Linked DNA regions of Homo sapiens: region 1 is linked to region 2. The links are chromatin loops, found by intact Hi-C in ENCODE. Cell type or tissue: testis. All regions are shown on one strand. Links, peaks and the distances in the headings refer to the core of each region. The heading gives the core; the rest is flanking DNA.

The links. Hi-C counts contacts between places; a loop is a spot of excess contacts. Peaks named below come from ENCODE experiments on the same cell type or tissue, not always from the same donor. Only the 100,000 strongest peaks of a DNase experiment are listed, where the experiment ranks them.
Region 1: it touches region 2 in a loop (3-fold over the local background); 11 of 110 quality-filtered maps call a loop at or near these places.

What each region holds. Positions count from the first base shown.
Region 1 is chr2:38,591,111-38,593,610 of GRCh38, forward strand. It overlaps HNRNPLL (heterogeneous nuclear ribonucleoprotein L like), which reads right to left. Exons shown (of 13, transcript NM_138394.4): 2 at 420-538. Among named protein-coding and RNA genes, the nearest start is that of HNRNPLL, 11 kb to the right of the region's middle. In testis, for the core only: no CTCF peak of the experiment used is centred there; no DNase peak of the experiment used is centred there; H3K27ac peaks cover 1,339 bases.
Region 2 is chr2:38,704,190-38,710,992 of GRCh38, forward strand. The region is part of intron 4 of GALM (galactose mutarotase); the gene reads left to right. All of the region lies in intron 1 of LOC124905993 (a long non-coding RNA gene), which reads right to left. Among named protein-coding and RNA genes, the nearest start is that of GALM, 41 kb to the left of the region's middle. RefSeq lists a silencer at 5,625-5,825. In testis, for the core only: no CTCF peak of the experiment used is centred there; no DNase peak of the experiment used is centred there.

The DNA of each region.
Region 1 (2,500 bases), core at 1-2,500, 120 kb before region 2:
ATTAATTCCTAAATATTCCAAAATCAAGAACAACAAAAAAATCAATATTTAAGCATCACTACTTGAAACTCTGAAGATGAAGCATGTAATCAACTCAATGGTTTAAAGAGTGTTTGAACAGGACTCACGGACTCATTTGAAAATCAGATGAAAAGCACACATAATTTCTTTATACAACTTTGCTGGGGAGTGAGAAGTGATCATAGCTCCACAAAAATACACTCATGCATCACCCAGGAAGGTTAAAAATAGTAGGCTTAAAACGTTCCAAAGAAATACAGTCATAGGCAAACAATAGATACTACTTTGTTTATATATACAAACAATATTTACTATGCTAAACATCAAGGCTTGTAACAAGCAAGCAAGGATTATTCTACCACAGTTTTCAATCTACATGAAGTCCCTATCATCCTTACCATATTGTCCCAAATTTTTCCAGCGCTTCCACGAGGTCTGCTTCCACCACAGATTCACAGAGTCCTCGAACATGGACGACGGGTGAAACAGAAACTTTATGATGACTTCCACCTGCCTCCTAGCAAGAGAAAATAATTTCTAGTTAAAAAAATTTTAAGTCTAAGGCCGAACGCGGTGGCTCACGCCTGTAATCCCTGCACTTTGGGAGGTCAAAGTGGGAGGGTCATTTGAGGTCAGGAGTTCGAGACCAGCCTGGCCAACATGGTGAAACCCCATCTCTACTAAAAATAGAAAAATTAGCCAGGCATGGTGGCACGTGTCTGTAATCCCAGCTACTCTGGAGGCTGAGGCAGAAGAACGGCTTGAATCCGGGAGGTGGAGGCTGCAGTGAGCCAAGATCGCGCCACTGCACTCCAGCCTGGGCGACAGAGTGAGACTCCATCTCAAAAAAAACAAAAAAAATTTAAGTCTAAGTTGAATTGCATCTTTCAGTAAATTCAAACCTGCTTAAAAAGTAAACATTTTTTTTAATCCCAAACCAAATCGCAATTCACAAGTTAGCAAAAGGATATGAGAATAAAATAAATGTTTGTTTTAAAATTTTTAATTTCTTAAAAGGGAGCATTCTATCTCAGTAAGAAGTACAAAGATGTTATTTAATAATATTTCAACTTCAAGAAAATCTCAGAAAGAAAATTTAGCAGATACATAGGGCATGCTACAACTGGAAGTATATTTGATACTCATTAACCTCCATAAAATCAAAATCTCAACTAGTACAAATGAACAAAAAGTTCCAATCAAAAATTTTTCCTCAACATGAAGATAATATACTTATCTTTCCTGTAACGTAGTAGATTTGTATCATCTTTTGTTCTTGTTTAATTGGTTATCTAGTCCCACTATAACTTGAGGATACTCACTTAGCAGTATTAATTCATTAAACACATGACAACTTAAATTTATACAAGGGTACCATCTTTGCAAGGCAGGGGGATGAATAAGAACTACTCAAAAATGCAAGCCCTCCTGGGCATCTACGGAATATTGTGTATCTTCGAGTATGCCAGGCAGGATGTTTCAAAATGTAAGAATATGGTCTTAAAGTTTATTTTTAAACGTAGTATCTGTACGAATTACTTTGAAAATGCAAATAGCTTTCATTTACTTATTCAAGTTCCATTAAGACAAAGATCTGTATTTACAAATGCCATCAGGCACTTCTCTTGCATCGTAACTTCAGAAATGACTTCCACCGTGTACATCCCTGTCTATACAAAAAGAAATTTTTTAAAGTTTTTTTCTCCTATAACAAGACTAATCTGAAAGCGCTATTTTACCATTAAAATTTAACAATTGTTTTAAGAAAATTAAATTTCTTTAAGGCTATTTTAAATGACTCACCAATTTTTCTTTATTATAAAGACTGTTAGGAAAATATAACAAATGGAGTGCCCTGCCAGTAAAAATTTATGTCACAACTGAAAGAAAGGAACTGATTTAAATATATAAAGTAACCACAGAACTACTCACGCTACTGTCAAATCCAAAAAATAAACTCAGTCCTTTGCCAATACTAATTCTATCCTTGGAATTTATTTGAATTGCTTATGCTCCGTCTTTCCTATGGTTAAACAGATATCCCTTACATGCCACTAAGTTTGAAATGAATCATTCTGACTATACCCTAAGTAAATCAACACTTTCTTAAGCAACATTAACAATCAGACTCTGTCTAGATGAAATTCAACAAGCAAATGTGCATGTATCATCATTACATTCTTAAATATAACTGGAAATGAATAAAGCAGGAAGAGCTCTAAATAATACCTACCTGCCAAACACAGCATGTATTTAAAGTATAACAAGTTTTACTCTCAAAATAATTAGAAAATAATAAACTGCAAGATACAATTAAGAGAATCATTTCAGTTCATTCTTAGAAATCAGGTGGCAAAGGTAAAATAAAAGGACGACAGAAAACTGTATTGGCCTGAACTCTTCAAAAAGTTAGTATCAAAAACCAGTGGAGGGAAGATTCTATATGGAGACTAAGAGACACAGCAACCAAATGCTGGGC
Region 2 (6,803 bases), core at 2,225-4,724:
TTTATTATTTTATTATTTTTTTTTTTAGAGACAGGGTCTCACTCTGTTATCCAGGCTGGAGTGCAGTGGTGCAATTATAGCTCACTGCAGCCTTGGCCTCCTGGGCTCACGCGGTCATCCCACCTCAGCCTCCTGCATAGCTAGGATCACAGGCATGCCCCCATCATGCTCAGCTAATTTAAAAAATATTTTTTTTGAGGCTGGGCACAGTGGTTCATGCCTTTAATCCCAGAACTTTGAGAGGCTAAGGCGGGAGGATTGATTGGGTCCAGGAGTTCAAGAACCTGAGAAATACAGAGAGACCCCATTTTTACTACAAAAAAATAGAATCAAAAAATTAGCCAGGCCCAGTGGCATTCACCTGTAGTCCCAGCTACTTATGAGGCTGAGGCAGAGGATTGCTTGAACCCAGGGGTTCAAGGCAAATTGAGCTATGATTGGGCACTGCACTTAGCTTTGGTGACACGGCAAGACTCTGTCTCCATTAAAAAAAAAAAAAGTAAGGCTACAGATAAGAAAGTACTTGGACAACAGTAAAAAAGTTAAACTCATGACATTGGACCCTATGAAATGTGTTTACCCTAGAGCTGTTTATTGTATGATAGGTCCCTGCTAGATAGTATTCAAGGTTTAATGCAAAAACTCCAAGGACCTCTCTTGGTAGCAGTGGTATTCTTTAAGACGGCACATTACTGAATCCTTCCTGTAAAATGGTCACAAGATCATTTTTATGAGCCTCTAGAATAACTCCTGAAGCTACTCATGCTCCCTACTGGAAAACACATTACTGTTACAAGATTGGCAAACATGAACCAGCATGGTAGAAATCTGGCAGGAAGAAAGCTCAAAATTTAGCACTTGGCCAGGCGATGTGTAATTCCTGTGAAAATTGCAGGCTAACAGTCAGTGAATTTGTCAGAAGGGGAATTATTTGCTAGAGCTCTGACCACCACCCTTGGAGAGTTGATGGTTCACATCTACCCTTCCTCCAGCCCAGGTCTGGACAAGGGCTGCCTCTAGTTCATTCCTGGTGCATAGCCATCCTTAGTGGTCACTACATTCTGAAGGGGCTTAGTGGGACTGTGGGCCTTGGGCAACGGACCTGATGTTAACTCAAGTAAGTTCCCAGAGCAGATTTGTATTCAGTTCAGCTAACATTTATAGAGCACCTACTGATTGCTACATGCTGCCTGAGAGATAAAGAGGATGGAACACTGTCTCTGCCCTTGAGAAGCTCAGAGGGATGGGGAGAACCTAATGTGGTCAGAGCAGTTGTAGAGATAATGCCTGTGGGACTGAAGGAGTGTAGAAGCCAGGGTAGAAAGAGGATTCTCAAGATTGTCCTGAGCTGTGAGAAGCCTCTCAGTGTCTGTGAGGATCTAGCCACAAGGAGAGTGAGAGTACCAAAGCACAGAATGCAGGAGTGGTGATGACTGTTAAGCCAATAAGCCAAAGAGACAGTTGGGCAGAGCAAGGGCTAGGGTGCAAAATTTAAGGCAGCATCCACTCCCAGGGTCGTGCATGTGCAGGGTCAGCACCTGAGAGTGTGTGTCTTCTTAAATTTTGCACCCTAGGCACCTCATTTGCCCAGCCCTACAGTTGGGTACAGTCATGATTGTCTTTCTGGGCCATGCCGATGAGCTGGGATTTTTTTTATTTTTTATTTTTGACGGAGTCTTGTGCTGTCGCCCAGGCTGGAGTGCAGTGGCGCAACCTCCCCCTCCGGGTTCAGTGGTCCAACTTCCCGCTCTGGGTTCAAGCTATTCTCCCACCTCAGCCTCCCGAGTAGCAGGGATTACAGGCGTGCACCACCACATCAGGCTGATTTTTTTTTGAGACAAAGTCTCACTCTGTTGCCCAAGCTGGAGTGCAGTGACACGATTTTGGCTCACTGCAACCTCCGCCTCCCAGGTTCAAGCGATTCTCCTGCTTTACCTCCCAAGTAGCTGGGATTACACGTGCCCGCCACCCTGCCCAGCTAATTTTTGTATTTTTAGGAGAGACGAGGTTTCACGATGTTGGCCAGGCTGGTCTTGAACTCCTGACCTCGTGATCCACCCACCTCTGCCTCCCAAAGTGCTGGGATTACAGGCGTGAGCCACCACACCCAGCTGGAATTTTAACTTTAGATCATGGAGGGCTTTCAAGCATTCTAAGCTGGGAACTGACCTGTCAAGATTGGCATTTTAGAAATCTCACCCCAGGTTGGGCGTGGTGGCTCACACCTGTAATCCCAGCACTTTGGGAGGTCGAGGCAGGTGGATTGCTTGAGCCCAGGAGTTCGAGACCAGCCTGGGCAACATATCGAGACCCCATCTCTACAAAAAAAAAAAAAAAAAAATTAGCCAGGTGCGGTGGCCCACACCTGTAGTCTCAGCTACTCGGGAGGCTGAGGCTCAAGGATTCCTTGAGCCAGGGAGGTGGAGTTTGCAGTGAATTGTGATCCAGCCTGGGTGACAGAGGGAGATTCTGTTTCAGAAACAAAGAAATATCACCCCAGCAACTGTTCTGGTGGGACTTGACTGGAGACAGAGACCAGTTTAGATGCTGTTGTTGGAGCTGGGCACAATGGTGTGTACCTGTAGTCCCAGCTACTCAGGAGGCAGAGGCAGGAGGAACACTTGAATCTAGGAGTTCAAATCCAGTCTCGGCAACATAGTGAGACTCCATCTCTTTAAAAAAAAAAGGGGGGCGGGGGGGTCGCTATTTTAATAGTCCAAGCAAGAGATGAGACCCAAATTAAGGGTCAGGTGGAAGAAGGCAGTTTAATCATATTTAGGAGGTAAAACTCAGGAGGCCTGAATTGAATGCATAGATGAGGAAGCAGGAAGGCTGTGTGATGACCCCGGGACTCTAGAGCAGCTGCTGGGCAGTAGAGATGGGGATGTTCAGTGAGTTGTGAGTAGGGGAGGAGGGGGAGCTGGCATGGGGGGCTGGGAGAACTATGGATTTGATCTTGAAATATTTGAGGTTAGGGTGCCTGTGGGGTGTACATCTCCCCTGTACACCTGACCTTACACTTCCAGCAGCTGGATGCATGAGTGTGACGTTAGAGAAATGACAGCTGGAGGCATACATCAGCGTGTACTTTGTAGATTAAGCCACGTGGATTTACCAGAGAGGAATCATAGACTGAGGAGAGCAGTGGTCTGAGGACCAAACCCTGGGAAACTCTAGGAAACAACCACCAATATTTAAGGTCCAAAAAGGGTCTACCTTAAAGTGCCAAGGGAGATGGCCAGGGGTAGAAGGCAAAGAAGGAGAAGAGGTGTCTAGAAGTCTTGGAGTGACCAACAGTGTCAATACTCCAGGGAGTCAAGTGGCAGGAGACCTGGGAACCTGCATGGCTGTGGTGGTTGTTGTCCTGACCCCGTTTAAGAATGTAACAGAGTGGTCAGGGCAGAAGCCAGACTGTAACCGTTTGAGAAGTGACAAAAAGTGAGGAAAGATTCAGGAATATAGGCCAATAACTGGTTCCCAACTAGGCAGCTTTCTTGAATACAGAACCCTGCCAGGCACAGTGCCTCACGCCTATAATCCCAGTCCTTTGGGTAGCTGAGTCGGAAGGATCACTTGAGGCCAGGAGTTCAGGACACAGCAAGACCCCATCTCTACAAAAAAAATATAAAAATTAGCAGCCGGGTGTGCTGGCTCATGCCTATAATCCCAGCACTCTGGGAGGCCGAGGTGGGTGGATCACTTGAGGTCAGGAGTTCAAGACCAGCCTGGCCAAAATGGTGAAACCCTGTCTCTACTAAAAATAAAAAATTAGCGAGGCGTGGTAGCACACACCTGTAATCCAAGCTGCTCGGTAGGCTAAGGCAGGAGAATCACCTGAAGCTGGGAGACGGAGGTTGCAGTGAGCCGAGGTCATGCCATTGCACTCCAGCATGGGCAACAGAGTGAGAAACTGTATCAAAATTAAAATAAAATAAAATAAAATAAAATAAAATAAAATAAAAAAGCCTGGCATGGTGGCTTGCACCTGTAGTACCAGTTGCTTGGGAGACCGAGGCAAGAGTATCTCTTGAGCCCAGAGAGCTAGGGGCTACAGTGAGCTGTGATCACGCCACTGCACTCCAGCTGGGTGACAGAGCAAGACCCTGTCTCTAAAAAAATAAAAATAATAAAAATAAATAAAAAAGAATCCTGGGCCCCACCTCAGAGATTCTGATTCATTTGCTTTAGCACAGGGCCATGGAATCTGTCCCAGCATCCTAGAAGCTACCTCAGTGAGTTAACAGAAAGGACTGGTATTGAAAGTGCTGTCGCCTGGGCACAGTGGCTCAAGCCTGTAATCCCAGCACTTTGGGAGGCCGAGGCGGGCGGATCATGAGGTCAGGAGAGCGAGACCATCCCAGCTAACATGGTGAAACCCCACCTCTACTAAAAATATGAAAAATTAGCCAGGTATGGTGGCGGGCGCCTGTAGTCCCAGCTACTCAGGAAGAATGGCATGAACCCGGGTAGGCGGAGCTGGCAGTGAGCAAGATCATGCCATTGCACTCCAGCCTGGGTGATAGAGCGAGACTCTGTCTCAAGAAAAAAAAAAAAAAAAAAGAAAGTGCTGTCAACAAGCTGTGACAAAGAGAAGGCTCCTCTGTGAGGCAGGGAAGTGGGGTCAAATAACAGTTTTTTTTGTTTGTTTGTTTGTTTTTTGAAGGAGAGGAGCTGATTTAGGACAAGTAAAATGGTTGTCAGAGAGCAGAGGAATCCAGGGAAGGCTTGAGACCGTGAATCTGTGGTGGCCTCTGCCGGTGCTTCTGTGGGCTTTCTCCAGCTCTCTCGGCAGGGCGGAGTCAGGAGCAGAGAAGGCAAATGGTGGGATGACCTGAAGTTGGGGTTTTATCAGAGAGGAGGAGCAGGAGGACAGGGTGTAAGGCAGATCAAGGAGTGTTACTAAGGGTCTCAGGTCCTAGACAGTGGGCCTAGACAGGTAGGCAGTGAGGGTTGTGGGGGACAGGGAAGACGCGTGGCAAGGGGCCCTGAAAACCAGGGGAATATGGCAACATCAGGGGCCTGGCAGTCCCAGGAGGGGAGCAGGTCTAGCAGGAATGCCCTTGTGCCTGTGCAGGAGAGCAGCAGGACTAGGAGGCTGCAGACAGACAGTGGGTAACTGAAAGGTGAACTTTCTACTAGACAGCAAATCCCTGGATGTCATCCTGATGGATCTAAGATGAAAAATACCCCACCATGAAAATGCCTTACGTGGTCCCAACCATGAAGCGTAAAATTGCCTTTTCACCTGAAAACGACCTGCAGCTTGGTTTAGCATTTTATGCTTCGGATGTCATCTAACATCCAGAAGCAATACCCTCCCCCGTTGCAAGTCAAGGTAAAATCAGAAAATGCTCGGTGGAAAGGAAAAAAAAAAAAAACATAAGACAAAAAGCCAGCAACAGAATAAAGCCGCAAACCCAAAGCACCAGCAGAGGAAAGGGAAAAAAACCTGCAGCATAGACAAGCTTTGATGTTGTGTGATCTGTGAAAAATGTATAGAAATGTTACCTTACCAAAAAATTCCCAAGGTGCTTTACTTGCCAACCACTGGAAGGAAGTAAAAATTCCCACCCAGGGTGTTACTTTTAATTATCATCCTCTTTATGTTGTTTCCTAAAATAACAACAGGCATTCTAGAGATGATTTACGAAGATGGCTTAATGAGGTGTCAGATGAGTACCTGTGCCCATGAGCCCCTTTACCGCAGGCCTCCTTATGCAAATTTGACTGACTCTTCTGAGCCCGACTAGATAAAGAAACAGACATAATTGGAGCAGCTGGGCTGGAAGCACAGCTGGGCTATCCTCATGGAGACCAGACTCTAGCACCACGTGCTCTTCCTGCTGCCCCAGTGTCCCTCCCAACTTTTGCTTTTCAGAGCAGCAGCCCACCTGAACCTGGGGCTTCCTCAGATGATCTCCACATCAGTGCTTGTCAGCATTCATGTGCACACAGATCACCTGTGCAACTTGTGAAAATGCAGATTCAGACTCAGTGGCTGGAGTGGAGCCTCTGGATCTATGTGTCTAACAAGCCCCTGGGTGATGCATGTGGTCATCAGATGGTCCTAGGTCCACACTTGGAGGAGCTATTTAGAGCCTATAAAATAGTTACTCCCCTATCCAGTGTTTGAGTCCCAGACTTCTGCATTCTGCCAGCACTCAGATGCTTCTGGGACAGGATGCTTACTGTGCATCTTGGGTCAACATGTCAAAAAGGCCTTCCTGTATTGAGGTGAGATCTGTCTACCTAGGGCTCACCCTCACCTGGCCTACTTCTGGGCCTTGGATCCTATGTAGCAGGCTTAAGGCATTAGAAAGTGGCTGGCATGTCCCCCAAGTATTTTATTCAGGCAAAACATGCCAGGTCCTCTGGCTATTATTTAAAAAATTTGTTGTAGAGGCAGGGTCTCACTATGTTGCCCAGGCTGGTCTCAAACTCCTGGGCTTAAGTGATCCTCCTGCCTCAGGCTCCCAAAGCGCTGAGATTACAGGCATGAGCCACCATGCCTGGTCTTGGCTATTTTTCTTATGCTATGGTTTGGTCATACTGGTCATTTCCTTCTTTTTTTTTTTTTTTTTTAGACGGAGTTTCACTCTTATTGCCCAGGCTGGAGTGCAATGGTGCGATCTTGGCTCACTGCAACCTCCGCCTCCTGGGTTCAAGCGATTCTCCTGCCTCAGCCTCCCGAGTAGCTGGGATTACAGGTGCCTGCCACCACACCCAGCAAATTTTTGTATTTTTAGTAGAGACGGGGATTCACCATCTTGACCAGGCTGGTCTTGAACTTCTGACTTTAGGCG